Regions from separate parts of the Homo sapiens genome. Here all the other regions are linked to region 3. A link is a loop called in an ENCODE intact Hi-C map of the cell type or tissue named here. Cell type or tissue: mammary epithelial cell. All regions are shown on one strand. Region 1 overlaps ENO1 (enolase 1). Region 2 has its middle 39 kb from the start of SLC2A7. Region 3 overlaps GPR157 (G protein-coupled receptor 157).

Region 1 (8,000 bases), 240 kb before region 3:
TTTTGGAAGTGCTGGAAATATTCCCGTTACCCAGGTGTATTTGTTAAAATATGTCACACTGATACGGTTAGGCTTTGTGTCCACACCCAAATCTCATCTTGAATTGTAATCCCCATAATTCCCATAATCCCCACACGTCAAGGGAGAGACCAGATAGAGGTAATTGAATCATGGAGCCGGTTTCCCCCATGCTGTTCTTGTGAGAGTGAGTTCTCATGAGATCTGACGGTTTTAATTTTATTTTTATTTGTTATTATTGTTTTTGAGATGGAGTCTTGCTGTGTCACCCAGGCTGGAGTGCAATGGCACGATCTCGGCTCACAGCAACCTCCGCCTCCCTGGTTAAAGCAATTCTCCTGCCTCAGCCACCCGAGTAGCTGGGATTAGAGGCGCCTGTGCCACCACGCCTGGCTAACTTTTTGTATTTTTAGTAGAGATGGGGTTTCACCATGTTGGTCAGGCTGGTCTTGAATTCCTGATCTCAGGTGATCTGCCCGCCTTGGCCTCCCAAAGTGCTGGAATTACAGGCGTGAGCCACCGCGCCCAGCGAGATCTGACAGTTTTATAAGAGGCTCTTCCCTCTTTGCTTGGCACTTCTCCTTCCTGCCGCCATGTGAAGAAGGTGCCTGTGCCCTTTGCCTTCTGTCATGATTATAAGTTTCCTGAGGCCTCCCCAGCCATGCTCAACTGTGAGTCAATTAAACTTCTTTCCTTTATAAGTTACCCAGTCTTGGGCAGTTCTTTATAGCAGTATGAAAACAGACTAATACACACACCATACGCTCCAAATGGACATCTGTTATTGAATGTCAATGATACCTCAATAAAGTTAGCTAAATAGAAAAGGGAATTGGGAATGGGAAACTCACAGAAGCCCAAGGAGAAGTGTTGGGACCTAGAATCAATTTACATTTTTTTTTTTGAGTAAGGGTCTCACTGTATCGCCCGGGCTGGAGTGCAGTGGCACAATCTCGGCTCACTGCAACCTCCACTTCCCAGGTTCGAGTAATTCTCGTGCCTCAGCCTCCTAAGTAGCTGGGATTACAGGTGCACACCACCACGCCCATCTAATTTTTATATTTTTAGTAAAGACGGGGTTTCGCCATGTTGGCCAGGCTGGTCTGGAATTCCTGGCCTCAAGTGATCCACCCACCTCAGCCTCCCAAAGTGCTGGGATTACAGGCCTAAACACCTTCCTCCCCTTTCCCTATGTCCTGCACCTCTTCTTACCTAAGTGTATCGGCACCTGATTGTCCAGCTGAATCATTTTATTCCGCGTGGGAGCCCGAGTTGGTGTGATCGTTTATAGTACTATGTGTGCTCACCCTTGAGTGGTTGTACTATTGTGTTATTAGCCCCCTTTTATGGATGGAGGAACTGACACACAGTTGTTGGGGGAAAAGCCAGAATCCAGAGTCACACAGCCTGGCTCTGTGTTCTCCGACACTGCTGCCTGCACTGCGGCTGCTATCGGGGAGCAGGTGCTGGGAACCTGCTGCTTAGGGGACAGCTAGTGTGGCTGCATCTACAGGCCCTAGTATGGAACACATTGCTAAGAAGCAGGCTCCTAGCACAGCCCCGTGGACTGTGTTGGTGGCATTCAGAGGCCACCTTCCTGCCTCGGCTGCATTCACTAAAATGAAAATTACCAGGACTTTGTGCTTTTCAGGGAAAGCCTGGCTGCCTCCCACTGTGTCCTTGAAAGCTTGGCGTTCCAGCCCTGCCTGGTTATCACCACCTATGAAATCCATTTACTTGTTACACCAGCGGTTCTCAAGTCTGGCTGCACACTGGAGTCAGCTTTAAAAAATACTGAAGCTTTGGGTTCCACCCTGAGGTTCTGAATTAATTGACCTGGGGTGAGTCCTGATATAGAAGCTTCAGAAGCCTCCCAGGTGATTCTAATGTGGCCAAGTTTCGGAATCATTGCTTTAAACTTTCAACTTACCTTTTTTTTTGAAGACAGAGTCTCGGTTTGCTGCTCAGGCTGCAGTGATCACAGCTCACAACTCCTGGGCTCAAGTGATCTCTCCACCGCAGCCTCCTGAGTAGCTGGGACTACAGGGACCATGTCACCATGCCCAGCTAATTTTTTACTATTTTTTTTTTTCAGCTGGGTGCAGTGGCTCACGCATGTAATCCCAGCACTTTGGGAGACCAAGGAGGGCAGGTCACCTGAGGTCGGGAGTTCAAGACCAGCCTGGCCAACATGGTGAAACCCTGTCTCTACTAAAATTACAAAAATTAGCTGGGAGCGGTGGTACATGCCAGTAATCCCAGCTACTCTGGAGGCTGAGGCACGGGAATCACTTGAATCCAGGAGGTGGAGGTTGCAGTGAGCCAAGATCATGCCACTGCACTCCAGCCTGGATGACAGAGTGAGATGCTGTCTCAGAAAAAACCAAACCAAACCATATATATAGTTTTTTTTCAGCCCAGGCTAACCCCAGACCTATCTTAAATGTTTCACTGAGGATGGCTTTCTCGAAACTTATTCATGTTGCCTGTCCTGCTTCAGACAGGCTCCCCAGGAAAGGACCCAGAGGTCTGCACTTCTGCTGGGCTCACATCTGCCAGTCAATGTCAGGAATGTGCTTTGTTTCTGCTGGGTCAGGAAGTTTAGTCACAGTTGGCTTTCCTTATTTGGGGCCTCTGTGTCTCCAGGGTCAATGTGGTAAACCGCTCAGTCCAGCCTGCAATGGAAATGGCTCCAACCCCAGCCCAGCAGCTTCCTTTCAGGGTGGTGTGGACTGGAAGGGATCCTATCTACCTGTGTTTGCCATCTAACCTCAAGAGTGATAAATGAGGTTCACCTCACAGTCAGGAAATGTTGACATTAAACCAAACTGAAAAATACTCATGCTAACTTGCTGCCTTCGAGTTGAGACAAACAAGATGTAGAACATGCCAGTAACTGTCAGACCCAAGTTCCATGATTTACTTCCCTCCAGGATCAGTTCTCAGACACTGGTCATGAGAACCTGGAAAGGGTTAGTATCTGGGGTTTTATGTGGGATGATTGCATTAAGTTAGGCAGGAGAATGACTTTGTTACTGTCATTATCTGGAGATTAAGTATAGTTTAAGGAAATGCATATGGGTGTAGAGCTGACAAGGGGGGAACCATGATGGCTTTGATATATCAACTTGACGATTCCCCAGTTATTCAATCAAATACTAATCTAGGTATTACTGTGAAGCTATTTTGCAGCGGTAATTAAAGCTACTAATAAGTAGACGTTAAGGAATTATCCTAATTACTCTAGATCTGCCCAACTCCATAAGCGAGGTGTTTTTTTGTTTTTTGAGAGTCTTCCTCCATCACCCAGGCTGGAGTGCAGTGGCGTGATCTCAGCTCACTGCAACCTTCACCTCCTGGGTTCAAGCAATTCTCCTGTCTCAGCCTCCTGAGTAGCTATGACCACAGGCACACGCCACCACTCCCGGCTAATTTTTTGGTATTTTTAGTAGAGACTGGGTTTCGCCATCTGGGCCAGGCTGGTCACAAACTCCTGACCTCAGGTGATCCACCCACCTCAGCTTCCTAAAGTGCTGAGATTACAGGTGCAAGCCACTGCACCCAGCTAGTGAGGTGGTCTTAAAAACCGAGGTTTCAAGACAGAAATTTCACCTGTGAAATGACAGCTTCACCCAAGCCCCTGGAGTTCCAGCCTGCTGCTGGCCATTGTCCCTTCCCACTGGCAGCCCTGTGAATTTCAGACGTGCTTATCCAGGCCCCACAATCAGAGGCCAGTTATTACTTTTGAGAAAGGCTCTCACTGTGTCACCCAGACTGGAGTGCAGTGGTGCGATTTTGGCTTATGGCAGCCTTGACCTCTGGGGCTCAAGCAATCCTCTGGCCTCAGCCTGCTGAGTAGCTGGGACCATAGCTACGCCGACATGCTTGGCTAACTTTACCTCTCCTTATTGGTTCTGCTTCTCAGGTTAAATCCTGACATTAACAATGAACAAGAATGTCCACAAGAGGGCTCCCCAGCTCCCTGACTGTGCATTGGAACGCGCAACTCAAGATACTTCTTTTAGGGAGAAAAATCAAGTAATAGAATATGGGACCTCTTAAGGTGCAGATGGCAACCACAGTTTCTCATCTCTTTATTTTTTTTGAGACGGAGTCTCACTCTTGCCCAGGGTGAAGTGCAGTGGTGTGATCTTGGCTCACTGCAACCTCCACGTCCTGGGTTCAAACGATTCTCATGCCTCAGCCTCCTGAGCAGCTGGGGTTACAGGCGCATGCCACCAAGCCCAGCTAATTTTTTATTTTTTTTCGAGATGGAGTCTTGCGCTGTCACCCAGGCTGGAGTGCAGTGGCGCAATCTTGGCTCACTGCAACCTCCGCCTCCTGGGTTCAAGTGATTCTCCTGCCTCAGCCTCCTGAGTAGCTGGGACTACAGGTGCCTGCCACCACGCCTGGCTAATTTTTGTATTTTTAGTAGAGATGGGGTTTCAACATATTGGCCAGGCTGGTCTCAAACTCCTGACCTTGTAATCCACCAGCCTCAGCCTCCCAAAGTGCTGGGATTAGAGGCATGAGCCACCGCACCCGGCCTCATTTTTGTATTTTTAGTACAGGCGGGGTTTTGCCATATTGGCCAGGCTGGTCTTGAACTTCTGACCTCAGATGATCCGCCTGCCCTGGCCTCCCAAAGTGCTGGGATTATAGGCATGAGCCACTACAACTCGCTTCATCTCTCACTTTTTAATAAACGTATTCTTCACACCCCGTGTTCAGCATTACCCTAGAACAGTACTTGCTGCAACATTCAAGTTTTCCATCTGCTTAATCCAATGCAGTGGGCAGCAGCTACAAATGGCAGCTACCGGACACATGAAACCTGAAGCTTGAGAAACCGAGGAGTGGAATTCATTCATTTAAATCGGGTCCTGAGGTCTTCTTGATGCCCTTCTGCCTTCCTGCCCAGAGCTCCCATTTAATCCTTCTTTCACCTGCTTTCCCCAGGAAGAGACCCTGGGAAGAGAACATCTCTTCCCAGGATGGTCACCTTTACCCTGAAGTCCTTCTGGTCTGAATATGGCTGTGTAACCTAGTAGCTACCATCCTTAAGATTATCTACAAATAGGCCTGCATTTGAAGTTTCTTCCAAACAAGGTGTCCAAACAAAGTCTCGCTCTGCCTTCCAGCTTAGACTCTGTTTTGACCCCACTATCCTGGAGGGACCGTGTATGTCTCTTCTCTTGCCTTTGCCTCTGGTTCCCTTCCCAAGGACCCAGGAAAATGACCCCAATGGATCCTCATCCTTTTCTGTTACGACACCAAACCTTGGTTCTCAAAGGCCGACACCCTTTCGCCAGGGGCCCCTGAACACTAAGGACAGACCCAGATTGTTCCAGACATACACAGGCACACGGAGTATTCTCATGGGTCACTGAGGCTTTTTATTTTGAGCACAAAACCACCGGGGATCTAGCCTGTGGCCACCCCGGAGATGACACGAGGCTCACATGACTCTAGACACTTGGTGGAAAGTGAGGCGAGAAAAACAATGACTTGGGCCAATTACACGACTGCAAAGCTAGAGCTGCCAACAGGGCTCCAGGGAGCTTGGCTTCTGTAGAAGTTCTAAGGAAGCGGTACGAACTCCACGGCGGTGGGGCGCTAACTAGCAGGGACCCCTGCAAGTGTTGGTCGGGGGCCTCGAGCTGCCTGAGCTGACACGAGGGGAGGGGTCTGTGTAGCCAACAGGTGACCGAAGGGCTTGCCTGCCCACAGCTTACTTGGCCAAGGGGTTTCTGAAGTTCCTGCCGGCAAACTTAGCCTTGCTGCCCAGCTCCTCTTCAATTCTTGGGAAGGAGAAAGGTAAAGAGATGGGGAGGAAAAAAGAAAAGTCAGACCTCAAGTTTTAAGTTTTCCCATCCTAGATGTGGTCAAAGACACAGCCCCACTCCTGGGAAGTTGAGAACACAGAACTCTCCAGTTTGTCCACCTTCTTTAAACCCTCTAAACTTGTGCTTCTCTGAGAAGCCAGATATAGAAAAGTATTTAGTTCTCCTCATCCCAACTCACCATGCTAGGTGCCCTCCACCCACCGCCCCTTCTCTTCCTCTCCTCTCCCCGTCAGTGTTGCAGAGGAGCAAAGTAAAATGTCAGCATTGCCATTTCTTGGAATATAAAAATTCTAATGCTTTTGTTTTTTAAAAAATATTGAAGGGACAACAAATAAATGGCATGGGGAGAAAAGGAGAGTGACCTTATTAAAAGACAAAATGTGTGAGCTGTTTGGATCTTGATGTTAAAAAAAAAAAAAAAAAAAAAGGCCAACACATTTTGGGGCCAGGCACAGTGGGAGGATCACCCGAGGTCAGCTTGACCAATATGGTGAAACCCCGTCTCTATTAAAAATACAAAACAATTAGCCAGGCATGGTGGTGGGCACCTGTAATCCCAGCTACTCGGGAGGCTCAGACAGGAGAATTGCTTGAATCTGGGAGGCAGAGGTTGCAGTGAGCCAAGACTGAGCCACTGCACTCCAGCCTGGGCGACAGAGTGAGATCCCTCTCAAAAAAATAAAAATAAAATTCCCCAGCAAAAAAAGAATGGGAGTTTGAGGCTGCAGTGAGCTATGACTGCCCCACTGCACTCCAGCCTGAGTGACATGGCAAGACCCTGTCTCAAACAAACAAAACAACAAAAAAGCCCTGCGTCTACTGTTCACCTGCTTTTTTGTATATGTTTGAAAATTTCCAGGATACAGTTTGAATGAAGGGGTAATATGGGAGAACTTAGCGGGGTGGCGGGCGGGGGGACAAGTCTCCTGGTGTTCAGGGGCTTCCCAAGGACACAGACAGGAAAGGGAGACCAGAACAGCCCCACAGCGCTCACAAGTGGAAACCCAGCCATGTGCCCTTCGGCCTTTTCTTCCTCCCTCCCAGCCCTGGCTCCACATCCACAAACAGGGGTTAAATGCGCTGAAACAGATCATATGAAGGAGCTCTCTGAAAGCTCTAAGAAAGTCATGCATCAGCTGTCAAAGGGGGTCCCATTCTTTCTCACCAGAAGAGGGCAGCACTGTGTGGAACAGGCTCCTGCCTCTGGTGGCGCTGCAGTGGGTGGGTAGGGGGAGTCTAGGCCTAACTCTGTCCTGACCTAAGCCTGCTCAGGGCCTGGCTGTCTGCACTGTGCACCTGCACCTGTACATGTTCCCAGAGCCAGGAGCTCCTGGGGGAGGGCAGTGCCTACACTGAGTGCAGGCCCCCACCTAGTGAACCACAGGCCCCTTGTTCTCAGGAGCCCTCCTTACCTGAGGAGCTGGTTGTACTTGGCCAAGCGCTCAGATCGGCAAGGGGCACCAGTCTTGATCTAGGAGAAAAGAAAGGCCATTTGCTTACAGCGGACAAGCTTTGCAGGCATTTCTGGCAGGGAGAGGGTGTGGTGTCAGAGAGAGAATTTCTAGAGGATCTGATGCTAGGAAAGTGGGGGCCACAACATACAGGCAGGGCGCTCATGCCCCCATTCTGTTCAGCCTCAGAAACAAGAGCACTGACTCAGGGGACATGAGCAAAACGGGGACAGACATGGAGCCTCACTGGTTTTGGGTCTTCCTAGGAAGTTGAGGTCAGAGAAGAAAGGAGGAGACGCTCATTCTTACCTGCCCAGTGCACAGCCCCACAACCAGGTCAGCGATGAAGGTATCTTCAGTCTCCCCCGAACGATGAGACACCATGACGCCCCAACCATTGGCCTGGGCCAGCTTGCACCTGGAAGCCAAGGAACAACCCAGATGGCATGATCCCATTTTCTGGTTCCATAACCCCCAATGCCATTACCCCTCGGTGCCAGCAGGAAAGCAGTGGAGGGGCTGTTAATGGCTAAAGCCCTCCATGCCTGGGCTTTGTCAAGAGCACAGAGGAGAACCCTCACCCTCCCCTGAACTCTTCCACCCCCAGGACCTTCTTAGCCCTCCTGTCATAGTTGAAACACTGGGTTCAGCCTCCCTTGATGGGAGAAAGATTAGTGTTCTCTGA
Region 2 (8,000 bases), 110 kb before region 3:
ATACTTAGCATTGTGTTACAGCTGCTTACAGCCTTCAGTAGAGTAACATGCTGTGAAGCTTTGTAACCCAGGAGCAGTTACACTGCTCCACAGTGTGGCCACACCACAGAGCCTAGTGTGGGTAGGCTATGCCATGTGGGTCTGTGCAAGTACACCCTACGGTGTTCACACAATGACTCATGACACGTTTCTTGGCACATATCCCTATTGTTTACTGACACATGACTGTATAATGTCAAGGAGACACAACACATAGTAAAGGTAATTAATAAGAAAAACACCGAGCAGGGGCAAGTGGCTCACGCCTGTAATCCCAGCACTTTGGGAGGCCAAGGTGGGAGGATCACTTCAGCCCGGGAGTTCAAGACCAGCCTGGGCAACTTGGTGAGACTCTGTACCAAAAATACAAAAATTAGCTGGCTGTGGTGGCAGGCACCTGTAGTCCCAGCTACTTGGGAGACTGAGGTAGGAGAATCACTTGAGCCTGGAAGGTTGAGGCTGCAGTGAGCCGAGATCACACTTCTGCCTGGGCTACATAGTGAGACCCAGTCTCCAAAAAAGAAAGAAAGAGAGGGAGGGGGAGGGAGAGAGAGAGAGAGAAAGAAGGAAGGAAGGAGAAAGAAAGAAAAAGAAAGAAAGAGAGGGAGGGAGGGGGGAGAGAGAAGGAAGGAAGGAGAAAGAAAGAAAAAGAAAGGAAGGAAGAAAAGAAAGAAAAAAGAGAAAGAAAAGGAAGGAAGGAGAAAGAAAGAGAGAAAGCAAGCAAGCAAGAAAAGAAAGACATGAAATTAAGTGTAGTGGTGATATCAATTATGAGGAGGGATGGAAGAGAACTCAGTCTTTAACGACTTACTGCAGAAGGTGGGTGGTGATACATGGGTATTTATTACTCTTTATTACCTTTATTACTATTTATCCCTTTAAAATAAAAATCTGATTACATCATTTTCCTACTTCAAAACTTCCGGTGTTTCTCATGACACTTTTTTAAAAAATTAATCTTTTATTCAATGTTATAGGTAGTATTAAAAAGTGTGCTATAATCTCTCTTTTTTTTTTTTTCTGAGACAGTCTCACTCTGTTGCCCAGGCTGGAGTGCAGTGGCGTGATCTTGGCCCATTGCAACTTCCACCTCCCAGGTTCAAGCAATTCTTGTGTGTCAGCCTCCCGAGTAGCTGGGATTCCAGGCATGCACCACCACGCCTGGCTAATTTTTGTATTTTTAGTAGAGACGGGGTTTCACCACGTTGGCCAGGCTGGTCTCGAACTCCTGACCTCAGGTGATCCACCTGCCTCGGCCTCCCAAAGTGCTGGGATTAGAGGCGTGAGCCACCACACTTGGCCCCCATTACACCTTGAAGGAATTCCGAAGCCCTAGCTGTGGTCTGCCTCCCTGGCCCTGGCCGCTTTCTGGGCATCATCTGTCTCTGCCCTCCCTTTTCTCACCGAGCTCTGGTTGCAGCGTTCCTCAGAGACACCAAATGTGTTCCGGCCACAGGGCCTTTGCACATGCCGTTCTCTGCACTGAACATGGGGCATGGATCTCTCCTCCTCCTTGTTGTGCTTCTTTACTCACCTCACAAAGGCCACCAGGCCATCTTCTGTTTTACCCCAGGGATGACAATGAGCTTGAGAGGATGGCTTCTTTGCCCTTGTGCCCTGAGCTGTGAGCCCAGAGCTCAGCCAACTGCTCCCACTGTGCTCCTATTCAGGGAGGGCTCGCCTATGGAAGCGGCTGCACAGTGGCTCTAGAAAGAATATGTCCTGTAGGAGGGAAGGGCTGCCCTCTGGGTGGAATCATGGTGGTCTCCAGAAATCTCCTCCACTGGATTCCTGGGCTGGAGGAGCCACGTGCTCCCTGCAGCCACCTAGGGCCACCGGGAGATTCTGGTCTGAGGCAGGAGTGCAGCTGCAAATGCAGAAAGCAAGGCTGGGGTGTCTGGGATGAAGCAGGCCGGAACTGGGCTCAGCACCGAGCTAGCTCTTGGGATGTTTTATTTACCAGGGTCATTCACATTTATGTTGTCCTTCAAAAGATCCTGAAAGTTCTTGGGCATGGTGGCTCATGCCTGTAATCCTAGCACTTTAGGAGGCCATGACAGGAGGACTGCTTGAGCCCAGGAGTTCAAGACCACCTTGGGCAACATAACAAGACCTTGTCTTTACAATAATGAACATAAAAATAAATTTAAATAAACATTCCTGAAAATTCCCATGGATCTCAGCCTGTCTTGAGTCTCTCAGCAACACCATGAGCGGGGAACTCTGATTGCCAAGGTACAGGTAGAGAAACTGGGGCCCAGCTTTCATTAGCAACAGAGCCAGGATTTGAACTCAGGTCTCAGACTCTAAGCCAGTCATCTTTCCATCATTCTATGACTCTTCCCTTTGCGATGAAGGAGGGGGACCCAGGCAATACTCCCATATGACTAATGGATCCAGAAAAATCATTACTTTCAGAACCTACAAAAAAACTTTGAGGACAAAAAGCGTGGGTTTCTGAAGCACCTTCAGCCCTGAGCAATCCCAGCACTTTGGGAGCAGTGAGCAAGCTGTCATTTTCCCTGCGCTTCTCGCAGACCTGGAAGCACAATTGTTCCAACAGTGACAGTTTACAGGGTGTTCATTGGCACTCACTGTGGTTCTCACGGAGGAATGGCAGGCTTGGCGCTCAGCCTGGGAGAGTCTGCTTTCTGGAAAGGCAAATAGGAGCCAGGAAGCTGCTGGTTGGACTGAATCATGCAATGAGAATTTCCTGGGGCTGGGCATGGTGGCTCACGCTCGTAATCCCAGCACTTTGGGAGGCCGAGGCAGTAGGACCGCTTGAGCCCAGGAGTTTGAGACCAGCCTGGGCAACATAGCAAGACCCTGTCTCTACAAAAAATAAACAATTAGCTGGGCATGGTGCTGCACACCTGTGGTCCCAGCTACTCCGGAGGCTGGGGTGGGAGAATCGCTTGAGCCCTGGAGGCAGAGGTTGCAGTGAGCTGAGATTGCACCACTGCACTCCAGCCTGGGCAACAGAGCAAGACCCTGCCACAGACAAACAAACAAAGAGTTTCCTGAGGCCCTACTGTGGCAGACACCCCTCCTGCAGGTCAGGGTTGGGCGGGAGGCAGGTGGTCCCTGTTGCTGCCATGTGAGTCCCTCCAGGTGTGCCTGCTGGGGGTGGGTCCCACCTTGGGCAGCAAAAAGGGTGAGTCAAGGGGGACGAGCAGGTATCTCCCAGATGCAGAGGTTCAAACAGGATCGGAGAGAGGTCGGGAGGCCAGGGCAGGTGGAGCAACAGGAAGTGAGCGAAGGGCTGTTTTTTTTTTTTTTTTTGAGGTAGGATCTCACTCTGCCTCCCTCGCTGGGGTGCAGTGGTGTGATCACAGCTCACTGCCGCCCCGACCTCCTGTGCTCAAGCAATCCCCCTGCCTCAGCCTCCCGAGCAGCTGGGACCACAGGTGCACAACACCACGCTTGGCTAATTTTTGTATTTTTCGTAAAGACAGGATCTTGCTATGTTGCCCAAGCTGGTCTGGAACTCCTGGGCTCAAGGATTCCTCCCACCTCGGCCTCCCAAAGTGCTGGGATTATAGGCATGAGCCACCATGCCTGGACCTGAATTTTGTTTAAAAACTAAAACTAAGGAGCTGGGCATGGTGGCTCACCCCTGTAACCACAGCACTTTGGGAGGCTGAGGTGGGCGGATAACGTTAGGTCAGGAGTTTGAGACCAGACTGGCCAACACGGTGAAGCCCCATCTCCACTAAAAATACAAGAATCAGCTGGGCGTGGTAGCGCGTGCCTCTAATCCCAGCTACATGGGAGGCTGAGGCAGGAGAATTGCTTGAACCCGGGAGGTGGAGGCTGCAGTGAGCTGAGATCGCCCCACTGTACTCCAGCCTGGGTGACAGAGCGAGACTCTGACTCAAAAAACAAACAAACAAACAACAACAACAACAAAACTAAAACTAAAAAAAAAATCCAAGAAGAAATAAAAGGCCTTCCAGTGCTATTACTTTTGGGCTAACATTCACTTTATAAACTACATTGTTGAGGCCAATTTTGTTTTCTACAAACCTCCTAGAAGCTGGAGAGCACGCGTGGGCCCCCAGCCACAACGGGGCATCCTCTCCCAGGGACAGCAGAAAGAATCGTGTTCTTTAAACAGCCACAAAACCACGTTGTCAGTGGGAAGGAAGTCACTGAGCAACTGCTCCCGAGGGGCAGAAGCTGGGAAGACCCTAGTGGGGCCTGGGATCTTGATGTTCTAATATTGGTTCCTGTAAATTCATGTTGCTCAGTACAAGTTTTGAGAAACAAAACATCCTTCCTTAGACACAGCCCGTTAGCTGTTACATGGTGCTGGCCGTGGGTGTTCCTCTCACCAGTGCCAGAAATTCTCTGAAAGACCTTCTGTGTTGGTGTCATTTTGTAAACAAAAACAAAAAAACCCCCAAAACCTAAAGCAAGGAAGGTTCTTGAACAGATTGGAGGGGTCAAGCAGAACCAGCAGCCCCGACAGAGGAGGTGCTGCCCTCCAGTGGCGTCTGTGAGGACAGCAGGGGCTGTGCCCAGGAGACCTCAGAAATCATCCAGTCCACCCCCTCCCATTTTTAATATTGGTAAACTGAGGTACAGAAGATCTATAGAGGTCTCCAGGTAAGTTAATAGCATATCAAGGACAAAGGGCAGATTGCGTGTCCCTGCACTGTTCCAGTGGGATGTGGGGGGCTCTGGACATGGGGATGTTGGTCCCTGTTTCCTCTATGCACTGCTTAAGGAATTTCCAAGCACCCTCACACCTGAATAATGGGGGTCCCCCACCCCACCCACAGCTGAAGGGACGGTGGGCCAGCAGTCACTCAGGTGCCCCCTCTCAGGCCTCAGTAAGTGATATCTGAATGCCAAGGCCGTGCAGAGGGGACCACGATTGGCACCTGGTCACCCTAAAACTCACACAAGTGTATGCTGGGGAGCAGGTGCTAAGCCCTTCGCAGGAAAGCCGCTGTCCAGGGAGAAGGATGCAGGGCTGGAGAGAAGCAGAGGAGGACCTCTGGGCTTCCGAGGGGGGTCAGCGTGGCGGGGGTGGTGAACGATGACCTGCTGACAACCGCCGGACCGGGCTGTACTTCCTGCCCTTGACTTACACAGAAATTCCCTGCAGGCCTCGGTTGCATTTCTGCTCTTCACAAATACACCGTTCCCAACTAAGACAGCACGCCTTTGATTTTGTTGGAGCCTCAGGGACAGGCTTTGCTATCTCCACGTCCTGACAATGACGCTGGGACAAGACAGTATACCCTGACACAGCCTCTCAGTGGGATGCTGGGACCCAGCTCCAATTCCTGTGCTCTCATCGAGCCCTTGGACCCCTGGAGCTGGCCTATGGGACACGTCAGCAAGAGGTGGAGGGCGGGGTGCATTTTCCAGGTGGCTCCAAGCAGTCTCAGCTCCACCAAGGCAGGACCCAGGGCTGAGTTTGAGGGTGTCAGGACCCCAGCATCTTCCAAACATGGGGCGAATGCCCCCACAGTCTCTGTGTCAGAGCTTCCCACCCTACCCTGACAGCATAATGAGCTCCTGTGGGTGGAGGCTGACAGAGGCCCCGGACGCACCGGGCTCAGGGGTGCTGCTCATGCATTGACCTCTCTTTGAGAGGGGCCCTGAGAGACGCCTGCTTGTGTACGTCTTAGAGGCAAAGATCCAGATGGTCGGGCACGGTGGCTCACACCTGTAATCCTTGGGAGGCCAAGGCAGGTGGATCGCCTGAGCTCAGGAGTTTGAGACCAGCCTGGCCAACATGGTGAAACCCTGTCTCTACTAAAATACAAAAATTAGCTGGGCGTGGTGGCAGGTGCCTATAATCCCAGCTACTCAGGAGGCCGAGGCAGGAGAATCACTTTCACCTTGGAGGCTGAGGTTGCAGTAAGCTATCACACCACTACACTCCAGCCTGGGTGACAGAACAAGACTCTGTCTCCAAAAAACAGGAAAAATCCTTTTTGGCTTATAAGCTTCTCTTTGAAAATAAAAACACTACAGGGAAAGTTAATTGATGAAGCATTATCACTTAATTAAATCAGTGTGAATTAAACAACAGATAGCAAGTAGTTTCATTGTGATGCCTTTCTTTTGGGTTTCAGATGGTGGATTTGATAAGGAGGAAAGGAGTATTAGAGGCAGCTGACTGAGGGAGGCCTGAGGCTGTTGGTTGAGTCACTGTTTCATCTGGGGTAGGCCGGGACTTCCATGTGAAACTAAGTGTTTGCAGAGCCCAGTGGGCTGTGTGGCTGCATCTGAGAACTGCTGGGAGCTGTGGATTTGCTGGGGAATCAGCCCAGCTGTCCCCGGGAGGTTGGTGGGGGCGGAGGAGGGACACAGAGGAGTGTCCCTCCATGTAGGCAATGACATGGGATGTCAAGGTCAGCCAGCTCAGGGACTGTGTGCTCCCTGGGGAGAGGAAGGGCTGGCTCTGGGACCTCTGGGCTCCCTGGGGAGAGGCAGGACTGGCTCTGCGACCTCTGGGAGCCTGAGTGCAATGGTCAACGTGTGGGCCCCCCATCACAGGAAGAGGGAGCCATACTGGGGATTTCTAAGTACCAGCAAGGGTCTCCAGGGCTCTGTAGGCAATTTTTTTTTTTCTTTTTTTTTTGAGACAGAGTTTGGCTCTGTCACCCAGGCTGGGGTACAATGGCACGATCTTGGCTCATTGCAACCTCCGCCTCCCAGGCTCAATCACTTCAGCCTCCAGAGTAGCCGGGACTACAGGCACAGCCCAGGCACCATGCCCAGCTAATTTTTGTATTTTTTGTAGAGACAGGGTTTCACCATGTTACCCAGGCTGGTCTCGAACTCCTGACCTCAAGTTGATCCTCCTGCCTCAGCCTCCCAAAGTGTTGGGATGACAGGCGTAAGCCACGATGCCCAGCCTGTAGGCACTATTAATAAAATAAAAATAGAATGTAAAACCTCAAATCATGGATATAAAAATTAAGCAAAGTTAATCAATATAGCAAAAGAAAAGAAAAATTCAAAAATAGCAAGAACATATAAGAAACAAAGCATACAATAAGATGCAGAAGAACAAACATCAATTGTAAGACATAAGAATGGATTAAACTCTGCTATTCAAGGGCAAATATTCTCAGATGGGATCAAAGAATAAAAAACTAAGACATAGCTAAAACATAAGACAAGCTGGGTGTGGTGGCTCATGCCTGTAATCCCAGCACTTTAGGAGGCTGAGGCAGGAGGATCTGTTGAGGCCAGTAGTTTAAGACCAGCCTGGGCAACATAGTGAGACCCTGTCTCTACAAAAAATGGTAGTGTGTGCCTGTAATCCCAGCTACTCAGGAGGCTGAGGCAGGAGGATGGCTTGAGCATAGGAGTTGGAGGCTGCAGTGAGTCATGACTGCACCACTCCACTCCAGCCTGGGTGGCAGAGTGAGACCCAGTCTCCAAAACAACTACTACAACAATACAAAGCAAAAATAAAAAAGATAAGACAACAGAGAGGTTAATGCAAATGCAACTGTCGCCCAGGCTAGAGTGCAGTGGCACGATCTCAGCTCACTGCAACCTCCACCTCCTGGGTTCAACCAATTCTCCTGCTCAGCCTCCCGAGTAGCTGGAACTACAGGTGCACGCTACCATGTCTGGCTAATTTTTGTATTTTTAGTAGAGAAGGGGTTTCACCATGTTGGCCATGCTGGCCTTGAACTCCTGACCTCAAGTGATCCACTCGCTTCGGCCTCCCAAGGTGCTGGGATTACAGGCGTGAGCCCCTGTGTCCAGCCAACATAAACATTAATGCAGAACCCAAGGCTAAGAGCATTAAAGACAGGTTGAAAGAGCAGAAGTAGCACCTTTGGGATGTGGAGATTTGATCAAATTGGCATTTCAATGGCGCTGAGGATGCCAAGAACACCCAAATCCTAACCTGGGACACCCTTTTCTCCCAGATCTCTGTGAGACACAGCGGCTGCTCTTCGTCCTCCCCAGTTCTCAGTCCA
Region 3 (8,000 bases):
CCTGCTAGTGAAACTGCCACTGCAAAATTATGACTGAGACGGTGAAAGAGATCTGACCTAACCAACTCCATCTTCCTTCTGACCTCCAAGCTGTTCTTGTTCATTCCTGGGCATGGGCTGAACTAATCTGGGGAGGAACTTAGTTTATAGTTTAGAAAAAAGAAGATAGCAGCCCTTTTCTCAAGGTAGATCCCCTTCTTGTTAGCCAAAAGATTAGAAAGTATGGTTTAGCAGTCATGCAGCTGAGGATTCAAGATTCTGACCCTCCCCAAATTGCTCCTAGGCATAACATCACTATTGTAAAACCTAAGGTCAGTGCCTGAGATATTTTGCAGGCCCTGCACTTGATGGATCAGCTGGCACCAAATCGATAAACTGGCCCATCTCATCTTGTGGCCCTCACCCAGGAACTGACTCAGCACAAGAGGACAGCTTCAACTCCCTATGATTTAATCTCTGACCCAGCCAATCAGCACTCCCGACTCACTGGCCCCTCCCCACCCACCAAATTATCTTTAAAAACTCGATCCCCAAATGCTCTGGGAGACCGATTGGAATAATAATAAAACTCTGGTCTCCCACACAGCTGGCTCTGTGTGAATCGCTCTTTCTCTGTTGCAATTCCCCTGTCTTGATAAATCGGCTCTGTCTAGGCAGCGGGCAAGGTGAACCCACTGGGCGGTTACACTAGGGCCCTGCAATAGGAGTGCCTTTCACTTCCCTGGTAAGCACCAGCTTTGTCCTGTGTACAGGCAGTGCCAACTCCATGGGCCTGTGACCCGTGCAGTTTCCAGGATCCTGCCCGCAGAAGGGCAACTTCATATCTGGCCTGGCACAGGGTAAGCACTCAGGAAACGCCAGCTATTAGCTAGTGACAACGTCCTGACCCCACCACATCTGGCAAATCCTTTTCCTCGTGGAGCCTGGATTCTGGACTCTCCTCCCACAGGTGAGTAATTGTTACTAGACACGCATGCTTCATTCAGAAAGTGGTCCACCTTGCCCCCAAAGCTTCCCCTGCTGGAGCTTTTCCTATGTGCAAGGCCTAAGCCTCAGCTGCATGCTGGGCTGACCCTTGGATACAGCCTGACTCTGTGCCAGGAGCCTGGCAGGCTCTGGGGAAAATGCCTGGTAGAGTGGTCCCTGGAACGTATGGTTTCTGCAGAGACTGTGGCATCCCAAAGACCCGCTTAGAAGTCTATGGGAGCAGAAGGAGGTGACCCTGTGGGGTGTGAGCTGCATATAGGCAGAAGCAGGAGGTCAGGCAAGAGGGAACGGTGTGGAGTGGTGTGGAGCAGTGTGGAACACGGAGCCTGGATTCTGAATGCATGCTGCATTTGCTGGGGTGAGGAAGGCGAAGAGAACTCCGGAGAAGAGGTCAGGGAAGAGGTGAAAAAAGGTCACTGAGGGGAGACAGATGGAAAGGGAAAGGCGCATGGCAGTTGATGAGTGGAGGGTCACAGGAGAGGGCCTCAAGGGGATGCTTCCATTTTCTCCCAGGTAAGCACATAGCATCAAGTTTAGAGATGCAAAGACAAAGGCAGGAGAGAATAGTTAACAAACCTCAGGGTGGTCGCGTCGAAGTAGCAGGACCAGGCCTGCTATTTTAATATTACTTAAGTTTGTGTATGTTGTACCTTAATAACCAAATTCAAGATGCCACTTCTAGGGGCTATTCAATGCAGTTTGTGTTGTTGTTTTGTTTGTTTTTTGAGACTTGCTCTGTCACCCAGGCTGGAGTGCAGTGACGTGATCTCGGCTCACTTCGATCTCTGCCTCCCGGGTTCAAGCCATTCTCCTCAATGCAGTTTTAACTGCACAAAATCCAGACAGTGGAAGAAAGTTTAGGAGCTTTTGGCAGCAAAATTCCCAAGGCGGAGCAGTTTCAAGAAAACTATGACCGGAGGTGGGGCTGCATGGCCAGTGCAGATCTGCAAGTCACGCAGCAAGGCAGCCAGCTCCAGTAGATGCGTTTGGAAGGCTGCTCCCTTCCAAGAAGAGACCCTGTGTCCCAGCAGTCCCTGACCACCAGGAGGCCTGCAGATGCAGCTGCGGCGGGTCACCCTGTGTGTGATACAACCATGCATGAAGGGTGAAGGGGTCAGCAGCTCAGCCCTGGAGCATCTCTCTTAATCAAGTTCAGCCCCAAGTCATGGGTGCTTGGAACTTGGACCTGTTGACCCTCATCGGCTCTATCTAGGCAGCAGGCAAGGTGAACCCACTGGGCGGTTACACTAGGGTCCTGCTATAGGAGTGCCTTTCATTCCCCTGGTAAGCACCAACTTTGTGGACAAAGCCCAGGAATCTGTATTCTAAAACCCTCTCCCTATCTCTCCACCCCCATGATCTTTATTAGGTCAACTCAGGGGAAGCTGGCTATGCCAACAGGGCGGCTGCCTCTTTAGCTAATTTGCCAAGAGAGAAGGGCAGAGCTGTCTTCTCCAGGTCTCAGCCTCATGGTAGGCTCTGGAACCACAGCAACACAGGCCAATGCGAGCCACCTGTCCTGCAACCGCCCCCTCCCCACCCTGCACAACACATCAGGAGGCAATCACTTTACCAAACACATAGGAGAAAAATAATTTATTTATTTAATTTAAAACAGCAAGACTTCAGCTTCCACCCAGTCAGGGCTTGCATTACAATTTTGCAGGTGCAAAAACTCACACTTTTGATGCCACAACTAGAAGTTTGTAAAAACTATTTTTCTTGTCGTGGACACGTGAAGAGTTCTGTTTGCACCCTCAGCCTGGGCCAAATAATCATCTTTATTTAAAAACAAAACAGAACAAACAAACCAAAAAACCCTCAAAAGCACAAAGAGGCAGAAAGCGGCTGGTAAACCTGGTTAAAAGACCAAAGTTCAGAAAGTGCATGGGAGAGGGACGCTGAGCTGCGGACACCGTTCCGGCTGCAGTACGTGTTATGGCTGAGGTTACACTTGGGTGACTCAGGGATGCAGGCAGATGAACATTAACCACACTAACAGAGGAGAAAGAAGCCCACTGGGGCTGTGCAAAGTGTCCAAGGAGCACAGCCCCTTTTGCCCTGATCAGATGTAACAGCCCCTCGCTTGAGATCTGACTGGGCAACATGGCAAAACCTTGTCTCTACAAAAAGTCAAAATTTAGCCAGGCCTGTGGTCCCAGCTTCTCAGGGAGCTGAGGTGGGAGGATCGCTTGAGCCTGGGAGGTGGAGGCTGCAGTGAGCCATGATTGCATCACTGCACTCCAGACTGGGTATGATGCTCCAGACAGCAAAACCCTGCCTCACAAAAATAAATAAACTAAAAAGAAGTAACAGCCCCTCCTGGACTTGTTTTATTTTTTGAGATGGAGTCTTGCTCTGTCACCCAGGCTGGAGTGCAGTGGTGCAGTCTCGGCTCACTGCAACCTCTGCCTTCTGGGTTCAAGCAATTCTCCTGCCTCAGCCTCCTGAGTAGCTGGCACTACAGGCACACGAAACCACATCCAACTATTTTTTTTTTTTTTGTATATTTAGTAGAAACAGGGTTTCACCATGTTGGCCAGGCTGGTCTCAAACTCCTGACCTCAGGTGATCTGCCCACCTTGGTCTCCCAAAGTGCTGGGATTACAGGCGTGAGCCACTGCGCCTGGCCCCCTCCTGGACTTTTAGGATGTGACTTCCTTCCCATCCAGCCTTTCTGTCTGAGCACTACCCACCCAGCTAGACTGACTTGGTAACTGGATCTAAGAAGGAGGCGATATTGCTGTTTTCGAGGTCGATGGGCCAGGGGCCTGGGCTAAGGCACTTAGACAAGCCCCTGCCCTGCCCACCTGGTCACCACCATTCACAGTGATCACTCATCTGTGGCAAGAGGTGGGCAGCGGAGGAAGCTGACTAGAGATACCTGATGTATAACTTTTTGGAGGTTTTTACAAAAGCAGATACAGTGGCCAGTGGCATCAAAGAAATGGAATGAGAACTTGAGCCCAGGCACCCGGAGCAGGTATTTTCTGAGCCCTCAGCTCCCTCTACAGGCCTTTCCTGACCACAGCCAGTCCATCTGGGGAGCCATGTCTCAGCTCTGGCTTGGGTACAGCAGGGAGGGCTCCAGAGGCCCCTGCTGAGCAGGGTTGATCCTAACACTATTCCTCTGTGGCCTATATTGTCTTTTCTCTTTTACCTGTTAATCATGTTCTCTTTTGCAGCAAGCAAATTCCTGAATTTTCGCTCCCTTCTAGAAGCTCAAGTGAGGGTCTTTACCAGAGACATACCCAGAGATTTGCTGTAACGTCTTCAGGGGAATCCAGAATTCACTTACAGAGGCTATTTCTGCCAAGTGGCTTTCCCTGGAGCAGCCCAGAGCTCTCTTTCAATCCTAAGGGGATGTCTGTCTCACTAATTTCCATCAAGAAATCTGTTTTCTTGGACAGGCACAGTGGCTCATGCCTGCAATCGAAGCATTTTGGGAGGCTGAGGTGGGTGGATCACCTGAGGTCAGGAGTTCGAGACCAGCCTGGCCAACATGGTGAAAACCCGTCTCTACTGAAAATACAAAAAATTAGCCGAGCATGGTGGCGCATGCCTGTAATCCCAGCAGCTTGGGATTGGGAAGCAGGAGAATCGCTTGAACCTGGGAGGCGGTGGTTGCAGTGAGTCAAAATTGCACCACTGCACTCCAGCCTGGGCAATAGAGTGAGACTCCATCTCAAAAAAAAAAAAAAAAAAAAAGAAAGCGACAAAAAGAAATCCATTTTCACAGGAAACCAAAAATGAGCATTTTGGACTCAGTCTGCTAAATGATTATTCCTTTCCTGATACAGATTTTGGTTTTGAGAGTCAAACAGGGATCGGCAGCACAGCGTGACTTCGGTTTTGATTCAGAACCATTTTACTAGGCTCAGAAAATCATGCTTTGTCGAGTTCTGATGGATTCCAAGGGAAATCACCTATCAGGTAAAGCTGTACTTTCTCTCACCAAGACCCTGGAGGTAGCATTTCCACTTCCATTCTTTGCCGATGGCTCCTGTGACTGAACACAGAAGCTGTTTTCTGAAATAAGACGAAAGCGTTTGTGGAAGACCCACAGAATAAAAATAGAGATACAGGTGCTTACTTTCAATTCTTTTCTTTTAAATGTAAATAATCGCTCCATGCTCCATGCCGCCACTTACCTCAGCTGAATACAAAACAGCTGAATCCTTTTGAATCCTTTGTTTTTTTCTTTTTTTGAGACAGGGTCCTGCTGTTGCCCAGGCTGGAGTGGCAGTGGTGCCATCCCAGTTCAATGAAGCCTCAAATCCCTGGGCTCAAGGGATCCTCCCGTCTCAGCCTCCTGAGTAGTAGGGACTACAGGCACGCACCACCACATCAGCTCCGGGCGACAGAATGAGGCTCCTTTTTTAAAAAAAAAAAAAAAAAAAAACTGACTCTGAAGCTTAAAACCTTCACCTTTAGGAAGAAATCGTATTTGTTTGTTTGAGACCGAGTTTCACTCTTGTTGCCCAGGCTGGAGTGCAATGGTGTGGTCTTGGCTCACCGCAACCTCCGCCTCCCAGGTTCAAGAGATTCTCCTGCCTCAGCCTCCCAAAGACCTGGGATTACAGACGTGCATCACCATGCCTGGCTAATTTTTGTATTTTTAGTAGAGACAGGGTTTCACCATGTTGGCCAGGCTGGTCTTGAACTCCTGACCTCAGGTGATCTGCCTGCCTTGGCCTCCCAAAGTGCTAGGGTTACAGGTGTGAGCCACTGTGCCCGGCCTGAGGAATCGTATTTGGATTACTCATCTCTCCGGCCACTTTACTTACAAAAAACTAAACTAAGAAGTAAATAAGCCAGAACCCCTCCCTACTCATCCCCTTTGGTCTCCCCAAGAAGAGGAGGATTCTAAGAAAGGAGCTGGAGAGACAGTGGGGTCTTCGGGGGTTCCCTGAGACGCCTCTTCCTGCCCTTGTTCCAGCTTTGGAATTGGAAGGAGGGAACCTGTGTCTGAAGTGATTGACAGGTGGGGACAGGAGTGTGGATTCTGGCCTGTGCTTGACACTCAAACCCAAGCTACGGCAAGGGTTAGCAGCCCATGGAGGGAGAGGCCAGGAGGCCCGGGGAGACTGCTGTCCCTGAGCAGCTGCGCCGGGCTGTGCTTGCCCCTGGTGGTCACCATGCAACCTCAGGGGAACCTTCAACCTGGTGAATGGCAACTGGTTCCTCTGTTGAGCAAAGTCTCCAAGGAAAGCCGGGTTCTCCAGAGAATCTTAACACCCTGACCAGCCGGGAATCTGCTCCATGATGTGTGGATGGGGACACATCTCTGAGGGCCCCTGACAGCTTATTTAATCACACAGAGGATAGGTGCACAGATGTGGGTCCCTCAGATTGTAAACAGTGCTGTGTGGTCCTCAGGACATCAAGGTCCACTGGGTGGGGGCACTGTGGCCACAGCTGTGGGCCACCGGCTTCCCGAATCTCACTGCTACCCTTATGCAGATGAACGCCCACCCGTGGGCCAGGACGCTGGTACCGGTGGAACTTGCTGCCTGAGGATCTAGGAGGTAGAAGAAGCTGAGTTGGCAGCTGCTCTCCCAATGGAGCCGAGAGCATCAATAGCGGGGGCTTCTGGTGCAGCAGACATGCACTTCTGCCCCTGCAGCAGGGACTCACAGAAGTGCCTACCCCCAGGAAGGCAGCACCTATGCACAGAACTAGAAAGGACAAAAGCTCAGGTGCTTGGAAGTTCCCCTGGGGTCCCTTGGGATTCCTGAGATTCTCCTGGCTTGGAAGGCGCGGGAGCCTTGGGAGTGCCAGCCGGGCTCTTGGTGGGAGGCTGAGAAGAGCAGCAGCAGCAACAGAGAGAGAAGAGCCGAGTTCGGACGGCGCGGGTGCAGAGGACGAACATGATGCAGTTGGCACCTCCCTGAAACGTGTTCCCGATACCCTGTCGGGAGAAAAGGAGCTGTGAGCATGGGGCTGGAGTTGGTCTCAGAAACACACGCGCTGTTGCAATTAAGAGAAACGGCTAGGCTGGGTGCGGTGGCTCACACCTGTAATCCCAGCCCTTTGGGAGGCTGAGGTGGGCGGATCACTTGAGGTCAGGAGTTGAAGATCAGCCTGGCCAACAAGGTGAAACCCTGTCTCTACTGAAAATACAAAAATTAGCTGGGCATGGTGGTGGGCGCCTGTAGTCCCAGCGACACGGAGGCTGAGGCAGGAGAATCGCTTGAACCCAGGAGGCGGAAGTTGCAGTGAGCCGAGATCCCACCACTGCACTCCAACCTGGGTGACAAAGCCAGACTCTGTCCCCGCACCCCCCCCCAAAAAAGAGAAATGGCTGAGAAACACACACACACACACACACACACACACACACACATGCATACACACATGCATACATGCACACACATGGGGTAGCTGGGAAGTGCTGTGTACCCCAGAACCTCCCCCCATCCTCCCCGCCATGGCTGATCTGGGATGACCTTGGCAATGGGCCTTCAGCAGGGCTCCAGGTCTTCTTGGCTGGGAAGGACCCAAGATCAGTCAACTCTCCTAGGGCTACTCCTAGGTCACTGGTGAGCACCTCACCACCCCGGACCACACTGATCCCACTCTGCCTTCTCTCTTCAAGGTCCTGTCTCAGGCAGAGAGGAAGGCACAGCACAGTGGGGCCGAGCTCCTCCCTGCAGCTGTGCCTTGGCCGACACTGGGGTGCAGCCACTGTGCTGCGGGAAGGAATCAGGCTGTGCCTCCTCTGGGGGCAGGGACGACAAGGGCCAGGGAGGGCAGACCTACATGCAGAACCACCAGCACCGGCGTCTGCACGGCCGGGGAGCCACAGAGGGTCAGCACGAACCGCACGGTGCTCCAGACCCTGAGGCCGATGAAGATGAGCGGGATGAGCACCAGCTTCTTGTCCGCCATGGAGGAGTGGCGCAGCAGGCGGTGCTCCTGGGAGAGGATGGGCCGGTACTCAGAGAGTGCCGTGTGCTGTGTGGGGACAGCGAGGGCAGACTTGAGTGGATAGGCACCCTCCCGCCACGTCC

The links. Peaks named below come from ENCODE experiments on the same cell type or tissue, not always from the same donor. Only the 100,000 strongest peaks of a DNase experiment are listed, where the experiment ranks them.
Region 1: it touches region 3 in a loop (9-fold over the local background); 3 of 110 quality-filtered maps call a loop at or near these places.
Region 2: it touches region 3 in a loop (8-fold over the local background); 3 of 110 quality-filtered maps call a loop at or near these places.

Annotation. Positions count from the first base shown.
Region 1 is chr1:8,855,611-8,863,610 of GRCh38, forward strand. ENO1 (enolase 1) reads right to left here. Exons shown (of 12, transcript NM_001428.5): 10 at 7,625-7,733; 11 at 7,277-7,335; 12 at 5,390-5,819. The coding sequence ends at 5,750. Among named protein-coding and RNA genes, the nearest start is that of MIR6728, 7.0 kb to the right of the region's middle. RefSeq lists an enhancer at 6,920-7,214. In mammary epithelial cell, CTCF peaks have their summits at 3,987 (motif pointing right) and 7,027 (motif pointing right); a DNase peak (open chromatin) is centred at 2,751.
Region 2 is chr1:8,983,701-8,991,700 of GRCh38, forward strand. No RefSeq gene overlaps it. Among named protein-coding and RNA genes, the nearest start is that of SLC2A7, 39 kb to the right of the region's middle. RefSeq lists enhancers at 2,450-2,951, 4,757-5,257. In mammary epithelial cell, a CTCF peak has its summit at 4,528 (motif pointing left); DNase peaks (open chromatin) are centred at 191 and 2,671; H3K27ac peaks cover 730 bases.
Region 3 is chr1:9,097,737-9,105,736 of GRCh38, forward strand. It overlaps GPR157 (G protein-coupled receptor 157), which reads right to left. Exons shown (of 4, transcript NM_024980.5): 3 at 7,750-7,944; 4 at 2,569-6,898. The coding sequence ends at 6,683. Among named protein-coding and RNA genes, the nearest start is that of GPR157, 27 kb to the right of the region's middle. RefSeq lists an enhancer at 6,363-7,339. In mammary epithelial cell, a CTCF peak has its summit at 4,018 (motif pointing left); no DNase peak of the experiment used is centred here.